Linked DNA regions of Homo sapiens: region 1 is linked to region 2. A link is a loop called in an ENCODE intact Hi-C map of the cell type or tissue named here. Cell type or tissue: tibial artery. All regions are shown on one strand. Each heading gives the region's core, and the rest is flanking DNA. Links, peaks and the distances in the headings are about the cores only.

Region 1 (5,366 bases), core at 163-5,162, 180 kb after region 2:
CTAATCCAGTCGTTTGGAGTTCATTTTAACCGATTGCTGGAGGGGGAAGCTGGCTGTGGGATGATTGTTGCATCTTAATTTAAAAAAACTTATTGGGAACAGGCTGATAGCAGGCCTGCGGCACATGAGGTGTGCTCGGCTGCATGGAGGGCCAGTGCCCTGCAAGGCTGCTCCCTGACAAGGTGTGAGCTGGCGTCTCTGCCACCCTGGCTTGTGGGAGGACAACAGTAGTGACAGCGTGGGGCGTTGGGGACCCGGCTGGGCTATGAATACACATTATGCTATTGGATCTCCGCAACGCTGAGGAGTGACCCGCTGGGCCCATTTTACAGATGGGGATGTGGACTAGAAGCCAGGCCCTTTGGCTTGCAGTGTGCAGCCATGCTGGCCCCTTCCCACCACCAGGCCTTCACCTCTGTTGTTCCCTCTGCCTGGAGCACTGTTCCCCTCCTGTGTGGCTCTTCTTTAGCTTGGGTCTCGGCTTAACTGCCGCCTCCTCAGTGAAGCCACCCTGACTGCTCCAGCCGAGTCATCCCTACCCCTTCATGGTCTCAGCACATCACCCGGCTTTATTGCCTTCAGAGTGTTGGTCACTTTCTGCAATTATCTCCTTGAGTGCAGTTGTCCGTCTGCACCGGCGCCTCACTGCCTTGTTAACCAGTGAGTCCCAGGGCCGGGCACGGCGCAGCCTCTCAGCCAGTTAGGGGTGAGTGTGCCGGCACCTTCCTCCGCCACGGCGGAGCCGCCTGTGCAGGGCGGTCGCAGGGCCCTCGCAGGACTCTGCAGGAAGGTGAGATTCGGGGGGTTAGGCATTCTTTCTGCGCTGGGGCAGTTAGGGAAGTGTCCTGGGAAGAACTGTGCCTTCAAGGAAGTAGGGCAGGGAGTCCCCTCCCAAGAGAAGGGAGGGAGGAATTCGCAGAAGGGGCTTGTCCAGAGGGTCTGTGGCCAGTGGGGATAGTCCCTGCCTGGATGGCAGCCGGGGACAGATGGACAACAGTGTCACTCAAGGGTGAGAACCCTGCCTGGACCTGCACCCGCACCAGCCTTGTGGTGTTTCTATGGCAACCCCCTTCCCCCAAGCAGATTTTCAGCCTCCCTGGTGCAGTTGCAAGAAGCACAGGCCTGGGTCCTTCCTGGAAAGTGCTGGAACTCAGGGCAAGTGGCGTCAGCATTTGGACCCCAGGCCTGGTTCCTGCCTTGAGGGGCTGTGGTGGGGTTAACTGGGGCAGCCCCTCCCCCATTAGACCCGGGCTTCCCATCCTTGGAGAAGCCTGTCTGGACCATTTCACCTCCTACATACACCACAGCTACATGCTGACATCCTGGGGCCGGTTATGGGATTAACCAGACTGAAGCTGAGTAGGGTGGGACTGGGCCTGGCTGGCTCCCATTGTTACCATCCTATCCCCATGGCCCAAGGCCAGGCCTGACGCAGAGCAGGTGCTCAGTAAAGGGTGGTTAAGGCCAGAAGCCCCTCAGGGAGATGGGCTCTGTCTGTAATGTTTCCCCAAGTGGGGGGTGGGGGCATTGCAGAGCAGCTGACCGAGGCTTGGTTTTAACCGGCTTCGGAGCATGAAGGTGCTTCCTGAAGCGCGTGCGGTCAGCAATCTGCTCTGCATCTGATGCCTCCTGCCGGTACCTCTGCACTGGCCTCTCATACCGGCTCTCATGCTTTTTGTCCCTAAGCAGGACAGAGAAGAAACTTCTCTGGGCTCCTGAACACCAACAGCCCCTTGATTTCCCCTGCCCACCCCCCGCCCCAGCCGCCTTCCCCACCCTTAATTTTCATGTTTAGTGCCTAAACTTAGTTTGCATGTATTAGCTGTTGTAAATCTATCATACGAGTGTGATGCGGCATGAATAATGCATCACTGGGCTGTATTAGTTTTCTGTCTCCTATCTTATTTATGACATGAAACGGGTGGGAATTTGCAAAAGAGAAATTCAGGCGCAGGGCTTCTTGGGTAATGGTATGCAAATTGGCGTGAGGGTGAAAAGATGCACCAGGCCCTCCCAGCGCCCAGGAGCTGCCGAGGAGGAGCGCCTGGTGTCTGGGCCACTGCCAGAGCATGCAGGGTCTCGCGTCCTATCACTGCATGGAGTCGGCTCTGCTCGGCAGTTTGTCTTAATTTTTTTTGTTAATGTGTGTGTCATTGTGGTTGTCACCCTGTTATGTTTTTTAAATTAAAAGTTGGCAAGCAAAACTTGAGAAATGGATTTTCTAAAGATTGTGGAGACTTCCCAGGAGGCTCCGACAAGAACAAGTTCACAAGGAAGATGAGTGTTTTCCAGCATCAGGAAGGCTTGAAGTTAGATGTTCAGAAGGACTCCCTTTCAGGAAGTTTGTGAGGCATGGGAGGTAGGGGTGGGTTTGGGACCCCATAGGGCCTTCTTATGTGGAGGGTCAGAAATAAGTTGGCTGGTTGCAAACTCGGGCCTGGAGGGGGTGAAGAGCATCTCAAGGCATGTCTTGTGGGGCAGTAGATGGCTGAGGGTCAGGCCTCCAGGCCCCTCTCTCCTCACCTGGAGGAGCTCAGATCTTTCCTGTGTCTAGCACTTGGATTCCCCCCAACCAGAAGATTTAGGTGATGAAAAGATTTCATGATTTTAAAAAGAAGTTGGTCGCTGATGGCTCAGGGAACAGGCTTGGTGAAGCCTGACCTGGAGCAGGAGGGAACCTGGAGGAAAAAGGGAACCGGTACAGGGAAGGCGGATGAACAGACATCGTGGAGAGGACATATGGGACGGGAGGTGAGGAAGGGGAGCTGGCACGGCAGGGGCAGTCCTGTCCTTGTGAGCCACCCCCCAGTCTTAGCTGGTAGCAGCCAGCCCCCGATCCTCGCCTCCCCTCCACTCTGTGTGTCTCTTCCACATCCCCCTCCCCTCTGAGCCCGGCAGCAGGGAGAGGGGGAGGGCAGATGCCCAAGGGGCAGCTGCCCAGTCCTTTTGGAACTTGGCAAGGAACAAATAGAGCCATGGACATGGATCCGCTGAATGTCAGCTGCTAGGCTGAGGGCTTAATGCAGTGGAGGTCAGGCCCTGGGTGTAATTAGGGAGGCTCCCTCCCTGGGTGGTTGGGAAGAATGAATGAGGTCACATGTGCAGAGGGTGTAGGCTAGTGCCTAATGCACACTCAGGCAGAGTGGCCGCTACGCAATGGTCCTCTGTGAGCCTGGCAGCGGGGTAGCAGGGAAGGTCCACAGGAGGCAACCTCTGCAGGAGGCATTCCCGGCTGCCCCTGCATGCCTTGTCTGAGTGGGCTTGGATGGTGGTCAGTGTGGGCTCAGGGGCTGGGTTGGCTGGCCTTCCCACTGATGGCCTCAGTTTCCTTCCTGTAAAATGGGGGATAATTATAGAACCTGCCCCAGGACTAAGCAGCTCCGTGTACATGCAGGTCCCAGGGCTGTGCCTGGTGGGAGGAAGCACCACGTGTCAGTTGTTGTGTCATTGTGGTCACAGGACTTGCTCAGGGTGACTGGGACCACACACTCGTTGGTGGAGCCAGGATCTCAGGGTGCCTCTGATTCTGAAGCCCCCACCTGGTCTGCCGTCCTCTGCCCCATCAGCCCCGTGTTCCATTGGGTCTTGTGGGTGCGTATGTCCGCACCATCCTCCCTCCAGATGGCAAAATATCTGTGAGCAGGGCCAGTGTCTTATCCTCTCTGTATTGTCCTGCAGTGCAAGTACAGGCATTGACTTGGCTTCTCTCTCTCCTTTGCTTTCTTTCTCCCCAAAATCTCCCCTTTTTTCCCACGCCAGCTCTTCCCTTCTGCCTGACCCTGAGCCTTCCAGGGCTCCAGTTACCCCTGGGACCCTTGGTCCATGGTGTTTACATGACTAGTGGGCCCTGATTGGGGCTGCTGACCACAGGTGAAGACCGGGATCTTGGCTCCTCCCAGGTACCTGGGGAGAGAAGCGAGCTTCATAGAGTGGGTGGTGACACCAGCCCAGTGACAGCACAGGTCCTGCAGAGCAGGTGCCCCAATGAGGGAGTCTCACCCACAGGAGAGGATGCGGGTCAGCCGCATACACGTGCCCAGCTGTGAGGCAGACACACCTGCCACTGATCCGAGGAGCCCAGGAAGGAACCCAGGAGGGGAGCGAGAGAGGGGAGTGAGAGCGGGGTGGGCCAGGCTCTCTGGAGGGCATTTAGCGGGAGGGCCCCTGAGAAGCGTGAGCTGATGCCTGTGCATGCCTGTGAGAGGGTGGGAAACTGGTCAGTTATATTAACATAGTCACGTGCTGCATAGTGACTTTCAGTCAACAACAGACCACACATATTATGATGGTCCTATACGATTACAATACAGTATTTTACTGTACCTTTTCTATGTTTAGATATGTTCAGATTCACAAATACCATTGTGTTACAGTCGCCTGCAGTGTTCAGTACCGTCTCATGCTGTACGGGTATGAGGCCTAGGAGCAACAGGCTGTACAGCATGACTTAGGTGTGCAGTCAGCTTTACCGCCTAGATCTGTGTAAGGTCACTCTATGATCACATGACAAAATTGCCTAATGATGCCTTTCTCAGAACGGCATTATTCCTGTCGTTAAGCAACACGTGGCTGTATCATATAAGTTCTTGACTGTGGCTTGAGTCTTTTGGGCAATGTCCAGTTGGGAGCTGGGGGTCTGATCAAGCCTGGAAACCCCAACTCTCCCACTCCCCCTCCCCAGCCCTACCTGTTCTGGGTTGGTCCCAGCTTTGTGTTGGTCGCATCAATTCTGACCTTTCTTGCCCAACACCGCCCAGCAGTCTTGGATGTGGATTTACATGTGGAAACAGAACCACCCTTCCCTGCAGTTCTCACAGCCTATGTGGGAAGCAGGGCAACCGCCTTGGCTGAGCCATCCCACCCTGTGGCCTCCCCACCTCCCCGCACTGTCACCAAGGGGAACTTAGAGTCTCAGCCTCAAGATGTTGGTGATGCCCCCTCTGGCTAAGCACGGGCAAATGGGTGCTGAGCAGATACTGTGCACGTATGGGTGCAGGTGTGGGTGTAGGTGTGGGTGCAGGTGTGGGTACAGGTGTGTGTGCAGGTGTGTGTGTATAGGTGTGTGGGTACAGGTTTGTGTGCATGTGTGGGTGCAGGTATGGGTGCAGGTGTGCGTGCAGATGTGTGTGCAGGTGTGGATGCAGGGATGTGTGCAGGTGTGGGTACAGGTTTGTGTGCAAGTGTGGGGATAGGTTTGTGTGCAGGTGTTGGTGCAGGCATGGGTGCAGGTGTGGGTGCACATGTGGTACAGGTGTGTTCAAGTGTAGGTGCAGGCCTGTGTGCAGGTGTGGGTGCAGGTGTGTTCAGGTGTAGGTACAGGCATGAGTGCAGGTATGGGTGCAGGTGTGTTCAGGTGTAGGTACAGG
Region 2 (5,366 bases), core at 320-5,319:
GAGTCTCGCTCTGTCACCCAGGCTGGAGTGCAATCTTTGCTCTCTACAACCTCCACCTCCTGAGTTCAGGTGATTCTCCTGCCTCAGCCTCCCGACTACCTGGGGTTACAGGCATCCACTACCATGCCCAGTGAATTTTTTTGTTTTGAGACAGAGTTTTACTTTGCTGCCCAGGCTGAGTGCATTGGCAAGAACTCGGCTCACTGCAACCTCCACCTCCCAGGTTCAAGCAATTCTCGTGCCTCAGCCTCCTTAGTAGCTGGATTACAGGCACCTACCACCACGCCCAGCTGATTTTTAGTTCTTTTTAGTACAGACAGGGTTTCACCACCTTGCCCAGGCTGGTCTCAAACTCCTGAGCTCAGGCAATCTGCCCGTCTTGGCCTCCCAGAGTGCTAGGATTACAGGCATGAGCTGCTGCGCCTGGCCTTTTTTGTTTTTGTTTTTGTTTTTTGAGGTGGAGTCTCTCTCTGTTGCCCAGGCTGGAGTGCCATGGCATGATCTCGGCTCACTGTAACCTCTGTCTCCCAAGTTCAAGTGATTCTCCTGCCTCAGCCTCCCAAGTAGCTGGGACTACAGGCGTCCATCATCATACTTGGCTAATTTTGTATTTGTAATAGAGACGAGGTTTCACCATGTTGGCCAGGCTGGTGTCCAACTCCTGATCTCAGGTGATCCATCCGCCTCCACCTCCCAGTGTTGGGATTACAGGTGTGAGTCACTGTGCCCAGCCCATGCGAATATTCTTAATTCATGGCAATTGTTTTACTTGCCTGCTTTCCAGCTAGGTAAGGCCTGGGGACATGTGGAATTGGCAATGCCCTAGCTATGCTGAAAACAGTCAAATCTTATCAGAACATAACTTACCAGGTTTTACATTACAGTTAAAATTGCCAAAGAGTCACCATTGTAACATGCAATCAAGACTACTGGAAATATGGCTGGGCATGGTGGCTCACGCCTCTAATCCCAGCAGTTTGGGAGGCTGAGGCAGGTGGATCGCCTGAGGTTAGGAGTTCGAAACCAGCTTGGCCAACATGGTGAAACCCCGTCTCTGCTAAAAATATAAGGATTAGCTGGGCATGTTGGTACACGCCTATAATCCCAGCTACTGGGGAGGCTGAGGCAGGAGAATTGCTTGAACCCGGGAGGTGGAAGTTTCTGTAAGCTGATATCATACCACTGCATTCCAGCCTGGGTGACAGAGCGAGACTTCTGCAAATAGATTTACATGCAAGGTGTATAAGAACAGTAAAATGTGTTGTGGTTTTTTTTTTTTTTTGTAAAAGGTTATAAGAAGGCATGGAAATGTAAATTTTGCCTAGGGTTAAATGATTGTTTTGAGTTAGATAGAAAAAGCTGAAGGTTCAAAGAAGTGGTAGAAGAATTGGCAAAATTAATTTGCAGAAGAGGTTCTCTGTGTGAACATATTGACTAAATTCAAAAGGGTTATACAAAGTTTTTGCTTCTTTAAAATTTCTGAGTCATCGTTTTGGCAAAATAAAGAACTTACGGTAATCTGGAATTCCAAAATCAAACTTCAGTTTCAAAATTGTCTTTCCTAATGCCTGGCTTTTTGGATGGATCAGAGGGCCACTGAAAACATCCAGAAAGGAGGTAAACAGGATTATTCAACATGTTTAGGTACATGAGATTGCCAAAATGATGCTCAATCTTCTTTTTTTTTTTTTAATCTTCCCCAATTTAAATCTTTTAATTTAAAAGTAAACTTTACTGTCAAAAATGCAAACTTGGGGAGGGCAGAAAGATCACACACAAGGCTGCCACTTCACACCTGGAGGGTTGCACGGCGACCAGGCAGAGGCACTCCTCACTTCCCAGACAGTGCAGCGGCCAGGCAGTCAATCTTCTTTAGGTTATATTTTTGTGAATAGTACTAATATATATTCCAAAATGGTATGGGATTTCTAAAATTCCAATGTCTAAGTATATGCTATCAATTATAATTATGGCTATTATGCTAAGTTATTGTAAACCATAGAAGTAACCAAATTTGCCAGGCGCTGTGGCTCACGCCTATAATCCCAGCACTTTGGGAGGCCGAGGTGGGTGGATCACGAGGTCAGGAGTTTGAGACCAGCCTGGCCAGCATAGTGAAACCCCATCTCTACTAAAAATACAAAAAATTAGCCGGGCATGGTGGTGAGTGCCTGTAATCCCAGCTACTTGGGAGGCTGAGGCAGGAGAATCACTTGAACCCAAGAGGCAGAGGTTGCAGTGAGCTGAGATTGTACCACTGCACTCCAGCCTGGGCAATAGAGCGAGACTGTTTCAAAAAAAAAAAAAAAGACAATGAAAGGTGGATTGGGTGAATTAGGCAGCACACCCACACATAAAGTCATAATTTTTCTATTAGCTCCCTTCCCTAACTCTTTTCCTTCCCCTCTGCTCACTCTGATCCAGCCACACCTGCCCCCTTGCTGTTCCTTGGTCTGTCTCACCTTCTGTGTTCAGAGCCTTTGCCCTCTCTGTTCCTTTTGCCTGGAAGGCACTTCCCCCTGAAATTCCTTGGCTTATCAGAGCCCTCATTTACATTTCACTTCTGTGGGTTTTCTTTTTTCTTTTTTTTGAGATGGGGTTTTGCTCTGTCACCCAGGCTGGTGTGCAGTGGCACCATCACAGCTCACTTCAGCCTTGATGTCCGGGGCTTAAGGGATTCTCCCACCTCAGCTTTTCAAGTAGCTGGGATCACAGGTGTGTGCTATCATGCCTGGCTAATTTTTTAATTTTTTTTTGTAGAGTGGGGGTCTTTCTATGTTGCTCAGTCTGGTCTCAAACTCCTTGGCTCAAGCGCTCCTCCCTCCTTGGCCTCCCAAAGAGTTGGGATTACAGGCATGAGCCACTGCATCTGGCTCTTGGGTTTTCTTGATATCATGATCAGGGTGGCCTGTGACAACTACCCTGGCCAATGAAGCCTAAATTGTTTTGGTCCCAGAGACTTGAACTGAATCAGGCTACCTTTCATTCAATGCAGATCACCTCCTCCAGGAAGCCCTCTCAGACTGCCCAGGCTAGGTCAGGTGTTTCTCCCCAGCCCTCTGCTGATAACCCTTTCAAAATGGTTCATTTCCTCTGAGGGGATAAGAGAGGGGTGATGACTCATCCATTTCAGCATCCCCAGTGCCAGGCAAGGCCCAGAGGAGGTGCTCAAGAACCTGCTCTAGGCCAGAAGCAAAGGGAGGAAAGGAAGGCTCCTTTTGCTGGTCTTTTCCCTGCTGCCAGCAGAGGGCGCCTCCGCACCACGATTCTGCCCAGGTGGGTCCAGCCTCCAGTGGGGCCACAGCCAACCTCCTTGTCCTCAGGAGGCTTCCGGACAGAGGGGAGACCTCCTTTGTTCTCTGAGAACAAAGTGCTCAGGCCTTGGGTGCAGACACTGCTACCTGTGTGATCTTGGAGTCTGTGACTTTCCCATCTGACCCTTGATTTTCTCATCTATAAACTGGCTGTATTACCTTGGGGAGTTTGTGAGCTAATAAAATCATCAGTGCAGTGCTGAGCTTAGAGGCACCGCTTGCTAGCTGGGTAACCATGGACTAGTGATTTTGCCTCTCTGTGCCTCAGTTTCCTCGCCTGCAAAATGGGGATAATTGTAACCACCTCATAGGGCTGTTGGGACAATTAAATGAGTTATTCTATAAAATATGAAGCAGAGCGTCAGGCACATGGCCAGGGCTGTGTTATTATTTCCCTTTATTATCATTGCTGGTTGATGAGAGAATGTCCCAGCTCCAACTTTCACCTGCCATGTTGCACCCATGATGACTCCAGGGTAGAGGCTGTGACACCTTTTTTTTTTTTTTTTTAAACAGAGTCTTGCTCTGTTGCCCAGGCTGGAGTGCAGTGGCACGATCTTGGCTCATTGCAACCTCTGCCTCCTGGGTTCAAGCAATTCTCTTGCCTCAGCCTCCCAAGTAGCTGGGATTACAGGCGCCTGCCACCATGCCCTACTAATTTTTGTATTTTTAGTAGAGATGGGGTGTCTCCATGTTGGTCAAGCTGGTTTCGAACTCCTGACCTCATGGTCTGCCTGCCTCAGCCTCCCAAAGTGCTGGGATTACAGGCGTGAGCCACCGTGCCTGGACTTTTTTTTTTTTTTTTTTTTATCTGAGATGGAGTCTCGCTCTGTCACCCAGGCTGGAGTGCAGTGGCAAGATCTCGGCTCACTGCAACCTCCAGCTCCTGGGTTCAAGCGATTCTCCTGCTTCAGCCTCCCGAGTACTTAGGATTACAGGTGCCCACCACCACGCCCAGCTAATTTTTGTATTTTTAGTAGAGACAGGGTTTCACCATGTTGGACCAGGCTAGTCTCGAACTCCTCAGGTGATCCGCTCGCCTCGGCCTCCCAAAGTGCTGGGGTTACAGGCATGAGCCACCACGCCCACCCTTTTTTTTTTTTTTTTTTAGATGGAGTCTCACGCTGTTGCCTGGGATGGAGAGTACAGTGGCGCAATCTTGGCTCACTGCAACCTCTGCCTCCCAGTTTCAAGCAATTCTCCTGCCTCAGCCTCCCGAGTAGCTGGGTTACGGGCGCCTGCCACTACGCCTGGCTAATTTTTGTATTTTTAGTAGAGACAGGGTTTCGCCATGTTGGCCAGGCTGTTTCAAACTCCTGACCTCAGGTGATCCGCCTGCCTCAGCCTCCCAAAGTGCTGGGATTACAGGTGTGAGCCACTGTGCCTGGCCTGATTTTTAAATTTTTTTGTAGAGACAGGGTCTTGCCATGTTGCCCAGACTGGTCTCGGACTCCTGAACTCAAGCCATCCTCCTCCCTCAGCCTCCTAAAGCATTGAGATTACAGGCGTGAGCCACTGTGCCCACTCAGTCTTTTTTTTTTTTTTTTTTGAGACAGAGTTTCACTCTTGTTGCCTAGGCTGGAGTGCAATGGTACGATCTCGGCTCACCGCAACCTCCGCCTACCAGGTTCAATCGATTCTCCAGCCTCAGCCTCCTGAGTAGCTGGGATTATAGGCATGCGCCACCACGCCCAGCTAATTTTTGTATTTTGAGTAGAGATGGGATTTCTCCATGTTGGTCAGGCTGGTCTTGAAATCCTGACCTCAGGTAATCCGCCTGCCTCGGCCTCCCAAAGTGCTGGGATTACAGGCGTGAGCCACCGCACCCGGCCCATGGCATCTTAACATTGGAGAAAACAGCAGAAGCAGATGGGCAGTCTCTCACCTTTGCCTCTCCCTTCTTCCCTGATCAGACCATAAAGCTTTCACTGGGGAGGTGCCCTCTCTATTCCCAAAGGAAAGGAGCCAAAGACACAGAGATGCCAAGAAGAATCTGAACAATCAGGCCTTGCTAAGTCCCATTTCCACCGTCCTGCCACCCCTCACCGCCCC

Evidence for each region. A loop is a pair of places that touch in the nucleus more often than their neighbours do. Peaks named below come from ENCODE experiments on the same cell type or tissue, not always from the same donor. Only the 100,000 strongest peaks of a DNase experiment are listed, where the experiment ranks them.
Region 1: a loop joins it to region 2, with 4 times the contacts of the local background. A loop is called at or near these places in 2 of 110 quality-filtered maps.

Annotation. Positions count from the first base shown.
Region 1 is chr1:17,670,441-17,675,806 of GRCh38, forward strand. The region is part of intron 26 of ARHGEF10L (Rho guanine nucleotide exchange factor 10 like); the gene reads left to right. Among named protein-coding and RNA genes, the nearest start is that of LINC02810, 44 kb to the right of the region's middle. In tibial artery, for the core only: no CTCF peak of the experiment used is centred there; no DNase peak of the experiment used is centred there; H3K27ac peaks cover 4,794 bases.
Region 2 is chr1:17,491,190-17,496,555 of GRCh38, forward strand. No RefSeq gene overlaps it. Among named protein-coding and RNA genes, the nearest start is that of ARHGEF10L, 46 kb to the right of the region's middle. RefSeq lists a silencer at 3,241-3,383. In tibial artery, for the core only: a CTCF peak has its summit at 3,270 (motif pointing right); no DNase peak of the experiment used is centred there.